2 separate regions of the Homo sapiens genome follow, and region 2 is linked to region 1. Evidence: chromatin contacts called from ENCODE Hi-C or POLR2A ChIA-PET data. All regions are on one chromosome and are shown on one strand. The core of a region is the stretch at or near the end of the contact, and the rest is flanking DNA. Distances in the headings are between cores, read along the strand shown. Region 1 holds the start of PTGES3L-AARSD1 (PTGES3L-AARSD1 readthrough). Region 2 holds the start of HDAC5 (histone deacetylase 5).

Region 1 (4,175 bases), core at 1,317-3,816:
CCTCCTCCAGCCTTCGCCTCCCCAAGTGTTGGGATTACAGTCATGAGCCACTGCACACAGTCTTTTTTTTTTTTTCAGTTTTTAATTTTTTGTGTGTTTTTTTTTGAGACAGAGTTTCACTCTTGTTGCCCCAGGCTGGGGTGCGATGGCACGATCTTGGCTCACCGCAACCTCTGCCTCCCAGGTTCAAGCGATTCTCCTGCCTCAGCCTCCCGAGTAGCTGGGATTACAGGAATGTGCCACCATGTCTGGCTAGTTTTTTTTTTTTTTTTTTGTATTTTTAGTAGAGACGGGGTTTCATCATGTTGGTCAGGCTGGTCTCGAACTCCCAACCTCAGGTGATCCGCCCGCCTTGGCCTCCCAAAGTGCTAGGATTACAGGCGTGAGCCACTGCGCTGGGCTAGTTTTTAATTTTTATGGGTACATAGTATGTGTATATATTTATGGGGTACATGAAATGTTGCTACAGGCATGCAATGTGTCATAATCACATCATGGAAAATGGGGTTGGCCTACTGTTTCTAAAGGTGAAAATGAACAACAGAGTTTCCTATCATGTAGAACCTTTGGTGCTGTCCACCCCTTTCTAGCCCTTAAATCTGACAGTTTGAGGTGGCTGCTCCTTGTGTAAGGAGTTGCAGGTATGTGGAGAAGGGTGGAACAGTAAACACAGGATTGCACTGGAAACAGTTCAGACTAAAATAAACAAATCATTATCTGCTTGATAAATCTTCTTGGCTAAAACCAATGTAAGTGGGAAGAAAGCCACATGTAGATTGTAGTTTGAAGAATAAAATGGTGAAAAGGGATGGGGCATGGTGGCTCACTTCTCTAATCCCAGCACTTTGGTAGGCTGAGGAGGGCAGATCGCTTGAGCTCAGGAGTTCGAGACCAGCCTGGGCAATGTGGTGAAACCCCGCCTCAACAAAAAATAAACAAAATTAACTGGGTGTGGTGGCACACACCTGTAGTCCCAGATACTGGGGAAGCTGAGGCAGGAGGATTGCTTGAGCCCAGGAGGCAGAGGTTGCAGTAAGCAGAAATTGCGCCAATGCAGTCTGGCCTAGGTGACAGAGTGAGACTCTGTCTCAAAAAAAAAAAGTGAAAAGGCAGTGTACCTCAACACTTCCAATAAAGCCAGCACTTTGTGCACTTCCAGAGATGCAAAGCTTGTAAGGAAACGTTTACCTGGTGTCTTATACATAGTTTCACTACTTCTGGGGTAGGCACACTGAATCGATCTTGTCAGTTATCAGAGGACCTCATTCAGAATGCCTAATGATTAAGCAGGATGGAGGAAGAGTTTAAAAATTTCAACATTATAGCCTGCACGGTGGCACACGCCTGTAGTCCTGAGGCTGAGGCGGGAGGATGGCTTGAGACCAGGAGTTCGAGACCAGCCTGGGCAACATACCAAGACCCTCCCGTCTCTTAAAAAGGAAAAATTCCAACATTAGGAAATTTATCTAATCAAGAGTTGTGTTTATTTCAGTTACTAAGAGACCCTGCTGTTAATCCAAACTCCCACCCAAAGAAGTGTAAAGACTGCCTAGATTTCAGGAAAGCAGGGACAGGGAGTTAACCTAAATTTCCACGGATTCCAACTCACTTTCCTTTCCTTTGCCAATTTTCCCAATCCCCAGAGTCGGGGTCCTCTAGCAGCCAAAGTGTTCAAGACTGAGATACGTGAGGGAAAGGTGAGTGGGCGCAGCACTGCTCTTGGCTGCTCTGCTGCCCTCTCAACGACTCACTTCGCTCACCGCTCCTCTACCACTCACGTCATCACGCACCGACATCTCTCCACATCCTCCGTGCACACCGCTCACCCTCAGGTTCCCAGGCCTCTGTCCTCTTGCCCTTCAGCCGGCCCCGCACTCCAGTCCCCTGGTCTCCGACACACGTACTCACCGACCGAGTCGGGGAGGCTTCTCCCCGCATGCACCATCATCCGGGTCTGGATCGCCACCCACACGACCCCACTATTCCCATATTCCTCGCGGCCCGGCTCCAGCCACTCACCTGGTCCTCGCCCCGCAACCATGGCCGGTCCCCTGGCAGCCCATCGCCCTCATCGCTGGCGGGGTCGCCGGGCCCTTCGTAACCTAGGACGTGAGGGCAGCCGCGGAAGGCGAAGTCTTCGAGCTCCCGCAGAAGGCGCTGCTGCTCCGCCGGCGCCCCGCGCACCACCTGGCGCAGGCGGAACTGCACCTGCGCGAAGTGCGAGGACAGCGCCAGCAGCGCCGAGTCCAGCCGCCGCCGCTCTGCCCGCAGCCGCCGCAGCGTCCGGCCCGGCGAATCCGGCGGGGAGCCCGGGGCCGCGCCAGGCTCCTCGGCCGTCGCCTCTTCTAAAAACGCGGTTGCCCCAGGCCGGGCCTCCGCCACCGCCCCCACTGGGGCCCAGCGCACCGCCTCGCACGGTGGCAGCGGCTCCTCTTCCTCCTCCTCTTCGTCTTTCGCCTTTGGCCCAACAGCCGCCACCACCGTTACCGGCTCTGCAGCCGCTTCGACAGCCGCCATCTTCCCGGAAACACCACCGCACGTCAGCCGCGCCCCCCTGCTGCCATGGCAACGGCGCGGTGGCCTGGAACCCCAGGGGAGTGGTGGGCGGGGCCTGAAGTACCCAAGTCCCCGAGGGCGCGCCTTCCCCGGGAATTTAATTCAGGACAATAATGTTTTATTGAGCGCCTATTGTGAATCAGACACTGAGCAGTAAGCGTCGGAGAAACAGGTGAATGATACCGGGGAAAAGTCATTCCCTGTGTGTAGCGTCTAGGGCAGCCTTTGCCCTGGTTCCAGCAGATGGGTTGTCTCTTCATAGTCTATGCATTTCTGAAGACCCCACGGTGAAGGGCTGCAAGGATGAAGCTGTCCCAGAGTATCTCCAGAGTGCAGATCCCTTGGCTGCCAGGTCATGTTCTCTCTTCCTCTCAACTGCTCTCCCGACCATATAAGGAGAGGCAGCTGCTGGGGGCGTCCCCAGGATCTAAAGATAGCGGCCCCTGCCTGGAACTCTAAATGCCACCCTGGAGCGGGAGCCGCAATGGCACGGTGAGTGTTTCCGGCTCCGGTGCTCCCCCTGGCCCTTTTCCCTGGAGATTCCCTGCTCCAAGTCTTCTGGGCGCTCCAGGTTCTGTGAGGCCCCACGGGAGCCCCGGACCCCTGGTCTCTGTAACTGTGGGGTGAGGGAAGGTGTGACCTGAATGTTCTCCCTGACCTCCTAGTTTCCTAGTCTTGCACGTTCTATTCTTCCCAGGTTCACATTCACCACACCCACCCACTCCTGTCATTCCCTTCCCTTTCACCCCTTCTGTCTCATTTAGCTCCACTTTGAAAAAACTGTGGCATCAAAGGTCCCTGGGTAGTCCCTTCCCAAATGACCTCAGTCTTCCCTCTCCCACCCCTATGAAGCCACACCTCAACTTCTCTTCAGGCAGCACGCCCGGACCTTGTGGTACGACAGGCCCAGGTATGTGTTCATGGAGTTTTGTGTTGAGGACAGCACCGATGTCCACGTGCTTATTGAGGATCACCGCATTGTGTTCAGGTAGTGGCCCTGCCGTCCGAGGGCCTGGCTTCCCAGGAATCTACCCCTTTCCTAATGTCCCCACACGGAGTATTCCGCATCTCCTCAGCTTCATTGTCTCCTCAGCTGCAAGAATGCCGATGGAGTGGAGTTGTACAATGAGATTGAGTTCTATGCCAAAGTGAACTCCAAGGTAAGGGTGAAATGGGACAGTAAGGTTTGGATGGAAACCGGGCTGCCCAGGGAAACTGGAGATTAATTCTAAACCCCAGACCCTAAGAATGAGGCTCTCTATCTGGCAGGACTCCCAGGATAAGCGCTCTTCCCGCTCTATTACTTGTTTTGTGAGAAAATGGAAGGAAAAGGTGGCCTGGCCGCGGCTTACCAAGGAGGATATCAAGGTGGGTGTGTGGAAAGTGGCCTGCTTCTTCTCTCCATGTACCCAGGTTACAGCTGGGATTGTCCTTGCCTCCTTTCCAGCCAATATTCAATCACTCAACAAGTCCTGCCTAATCTTTTTTTTCCAACTGTATTAGTCTCTCTTTTTATTTTTATTTATTTATTTATTTTGAGACGGAGTTTCACTCTTGTTGCCCAGGCTGGAGTGCAGTGGCGTGATCTCAGCTCACCATGGCCTCCGCCTCCCGGGTTC
Region 2 (4,079 bases), core at 908-3,407, 1.1 Mb before region 1:
TCTCAGCCTCCTGAGAAGCTGGGATTACAGAAGTGCACCACCACGCCCGCCTAATTTTTGAATTTTTAGTAAAGACGGGGTTTCACCATTTTGGTCAGGCTCGTCTCGAACTCCAGACCTCGTGATCCGCCCGCCTCGGCCTCCCAAAGTGCTGGGATTACAGGCATGAGCCACTGCGCCCGGCTATTTTTTTATTTTTTTTGAGACGGAGTCTCACACTGTTGCCCAGGCTGGAGTGCAGTGGCGTGATCTCGGCTCACTGCAACCTCTGCCTCCAGGGTTCACGCCATTCTCCTGCCTCAGCCTCCCGAGTAGCTGGGACTACAGGCGCCCGCCACTACACCCGGCTAATTTTTTTTTGTATTTTTAGTAGAGAGGGTTTCGCCGTGTTAGCCTGGATGGTCTCGATCTCCTGACCTTGTGATCAGCCCGCCTCGCCCTCCCAAAGTGCTGGGATTACAGGCGTGAGCCACCGCGCCTGGCCTCTTCTTCTTCTTTTGTTTTTGTTTTTTGTTTTTTTGAGACGGAGTCTCGCTTTGTTCCCCAAGCTGGAGTGCAGTGGCGCGATCTCTGCTCACTGCAACCTCCGCCTCCCGGGTTCACTCCATTCTCCTGCCTCAGCCTCCCAAGTAGCTGGGACTACAGGCGCCCACCACCACGCCCGGCTAATTTTTTGTATTTTTAGTAGAGACGGGTTTCACTGTGTTAGCCAGGGTGGTCTCGACATCCTGACCTCGTGATCCACCAGCCTCGACCTCCCAAAGTGCTGGGATTACGGGCGTGAGCCACCATGCCCGGCCCACGCCCGGCCTCTTTTTTAAAATACAGACAGTGTCTCGCCATGTTACCCAGGCTGGTCTTGAACTGGGCTCAAGCAATCCTCCCGCCTCGGCCTCCAAAGTGCTAGGATTGATGACAGGCAAGAGCCAATGCACCTGGCCCCTTTAAAACTTTTTTTTTTGAGGCAGAGTTTCACTCTTGTTGCCCAGGCTGGAGTGCAATGGCACGATCTTGGCTCACTGCAACCTCCGCCTCTCAGGTTCAAGGGATTCTACTGCCTCAGCCTCCTGAGTAGGTGGGATTACAGGCGCCTGCCACCACGCCCGGCTAATTTTTTTGTATTTTTAGTAGAGACGGGGTTTTACCATAATGGCCAGGCTGGTCTCAAACTCTTGACCTCAGGTTATCCGCCTGCCTCCGCCTCCCAAAGTGCGGGGATTACAGGCGTGAGCCACCATGCCCGGTCCCCTATAAAACTTTTAATGTCTGGATAATATTTTACTGAATGAATGTCTCCTGCTTTGCTTGCCAATTCCCTATCGATGGATATTTAGGTTGTTTTCAACTTTTCACATCATTACAAACAATCTCATGTTCATTTTTTAACATAACAACGTTTATTTATTTGGAATACATTTTTGTTAGTGGAATTGCTGGGTCATTGACAAATTGTCTAGGTCTAATTAAACATGTTCATACTGTGTACCAAGAGGAGATGTAGCGTGGATGGCACCAAAGTCAGGGAAGTCTTTCCGGCTCCTGGTCTGCTGGTCTGCCCTTTTGAAGGCCTTGGAGTGTTACAGCCATACCCTGGCCTTTCCCAGGCTTTTCTTTCCCTGGCACGGATGCAGTGTGTGCGGTCAGAGCTGGCGAGTTCGAGACTTGTCCGAACCATCCACCCGCAGCCAGGCCCCGCTGCAGAGGCTGCGGTGGCCCTCCCAGCCCCTGGGAATCTATCCCCAGGTCCCCTCCCCGACCGCGGGAGGGCGTGTTAGGGGAGCAGCTTAGGCAAGCGACGATTGCACCATCCACGTTTTGAAAAGAAAGTCCGGGGAGCGCAAGGAGGAAACTTTTACAATCCAAAGGTTGAGCCCCAGCATCCATACTCGGCCCCTGCAGCGATCCTTCCACTCCTGCTCGCTGGGTTCCGATCCCTTCCCTTCCACCCCGTCTCGGCCGAACCCTGTGCTGGGCACTGGCCCTTTAAGGAGCTGTCACGATGGCGTCGCTGGCCCCGCCCGGCGGGGAGGGCCGAGAGGCAGGGGAGGGGTTGGTGGTGGCTGCGGGCAAGGGGAAGGCGGGGGGGGCTGGGGGGGGGGTCTGGGTCTATTTTTAGCTCCGGGTCGGGTCACGTGACGGGAGTGACGTCTCCGAATGTTGTTGTTGGTGGCGGCGGCGAGCGGAGCCGGAGGAGCCGCCGCAAAGATGGAGGAGCCGTCGAGGAGGTGCTGCCGCCGCTGCCGCCGCCGCTGCTGCCGCCGCCGCCCGCGAAGCCGGAGCTCGAGCCGCAGCGGGTGAGCGCGCCGCCCCGGCCCAGATCCCATCTTCCCCGGACCCCGGGACGCGAGGCGGCGCCCCCTCCTCCTGCTGTCTCTGTCCGCGGGCTCCCAGCGCGCGCGCCGCGCTCCGCGCCCCCCTTCCTTCCTCCCGGCCCTGGGAGCCAGCCGGCGCCCCCCGGGAGCATCGGCAGCCCGTGAGCGGGACATCGGGGTTGCTGCGCGCGCCCCTCCCTGCCCCTCCCAGACAGGGGCGCCTTCCCTACAGGTAAGGGAGGGGCCCGCCTTCTCGCGCCCTGCGCCCCCAAATGGCTCGGAGACCGGCCGGGGTTGTCTGATTTGCCCCTTCCCTGGCGGCGCATGTTGCGTTGCAGAGCCATTTGAGCCCTGCACCCGGATTCTGTGCAGACCCCTCTTCGCTGGACACCCCTTTCTTGGTACTCTGAGGTGAGGGGTGCTGTCCACCCAGAGCGCTTCTCCCCATAGCTACGAACGCATCCTTGATTTTATGTCCTTGACTTCCGTGCATGAGGAGGGGGACTGCGGAGTCCACCTTACTTCTCTCTCCCATTATTCTCACCCCGTCTCCTGTGAGGCGTTACTGCGTTTGTTGCCACCCTCTTCTCCTGTCTGACACCTTGGAGCCAGGATGCGAGAGCTAGGAGATGAAATGGAGCTCCCCCCCAACCCCTTCTTGTCTTGGGTGGATGCCCCCCATTTTTCATCCTGGATCTGTATCTCATGGAAGCGGGGGCACTACCAGTGCCTTATTAACTTGGGGGGAGTCAGCTTCTCCACCCCACCCTTCCCTGGGGCCCTGGGGAAGATGAGAACTGGCTGGGTGTAAGTAATTAATCTGGGAGCTTGGTGGGGGCTGTTGAAGTGGGGAGGTTGGGTGCTTCCTTTGGGAGAGGAGATGACCACTTGATACCCCTGGCTGATACCCCTTCTGAAATGAGGTGTGTCCCTAAAGAGGAAAGGTAACAGCTGCAGTTGCTTTTAGGAGGGTGCAAAAGGGACCCATCACTCAGTCAGTGACCACCATGCTTTTGGGATCTGGGATTAGATTTGGAGCTTGGGGAGGTGGTGGTGATTGGTTTCAGTGTCCAACTGGGAGGGGAGGATGGAGCCAGATTATGGGAACAAAAGGAGGTGGGGGGGAGGGTGAGATCCAGGAGTCTTGGTCAGAGGGACCCCTAGCCAGATTGCCTTGCAGGATTGCAGTCTGGGTCTGGGTCCTGCCTTTGGCTTCCTCTTAGTTTCAGAGGATGTAGGCAGGCAGGCATGGTCTTCAGTCTCCCCAGTCCTAGGCACCCTGAGCCTATGCTGGCTGTTGAGATGCTGGGCTGGGCTGGGCTGGGCTAGGCTGGCTGGGCTGGATGGTGGATGAGCCATGTTGGGGGCTGCCTGCTTCTTCATTCCAGTCTTCCCTCCTTCCTCTCCCTCCCTAAACACAAAGCTTGGGGAGATCTTGGTTTGTCTCCTTCCTCTTTTCTTGACTCCTCTCTTTGCCCTCTCTTCACTTGAACTTGGATCTGGGCTTTCTTGACAAAGCAGTAGGGGTCTCTCTGAGTTAGAGAAATGGGCCCCCAGTATCTCCACTCTGTCCTGGGAATGTGGGCATGCCAGAGACCAGAGAGACAGATCTCAAGTGTGGGTTACTTGGGGGCAAGGATGGAGGAAATGTTAGTTCTGTGCCAGCCTCCCCTTCTTTTCCAATATATCCTCCTACTTTGGCTGGATCATGTAATTTGGAGGGGGGCAGCAGTTTCACATGCCCCACCCACCCCAAGTAGCTGCAGA

Evidence for each region. A loop is a pair of places that touch in the nucleus more often than their neighbours do. ChIA-PET counts read pairs that join two places held with the same protein, here RNA polymerase II (POLR2A). Pooled maps may share reads with other maps.
Region 2: a pooled map shows a loop between it and region 1 (4-fold over the local background). The contact joins the promoter of HDAC5 here to the promoter of PTGES3L-AARSD1 in region 1. A Hi-C loop is called at or near these places in 3 of 50 pooled maps. POLR2A ChIA-PET finds 5 or more read pairs at or near these places in 2 of 52 experiments (A549 and B cell).

Annotation. Positions count from the first base shown.
Region 1 is chr17:42,978,919-42,983,093 of GRCh38, reverse strand. PTGES3L-AARSD1 (PTGES3L-AARSD1 readthrough) reads left to right here and starts at 2,566. Exons shown (of 17, transcript NM_001136042.2): 1 at 2,566-3,048; 2 at 3,431-3,544; 3 at 3,650-3,716; 4 at 3,826-3,924. The coding sequence starts at 2,912. It overlaps PTGES3L (prostaglandin E synthase 3 like), which reads left to right and starts at 3,014. Exons shown (of 7, transcript NM_001261430.2): 1 at 3,014-3,048; 2 at 3,431-3,544; 3 at 3,650-3,716; 4 at 3,826-3,924. The coding sequence starts at 3,041. RUNDC1 (RUN domain containing 1) reads right to left here and starts at 2,529. Exons shown (of 5, transcript NM_173079.5): 1 at 2,020-2,529. The coding sequence starts at 2,517. RefSeq lists a silencer at 2,213-2,462 and an enhancer at 2,533-2,602.
Region 2 is chr17:44,121,719-44,125,797 of GRCh38, reverse strand. HDAC5 (histone deacetylase 5) reads left to right here and starts at 2,157. Exons shown (of 27, transcript NM_005474.5): 1 at 2,157-2,294. RefSeq lists enhancers at 150-649, 1,796-1,955 and silencers at 2,046-2,105, 2,176-2,275, 2,326-2,465.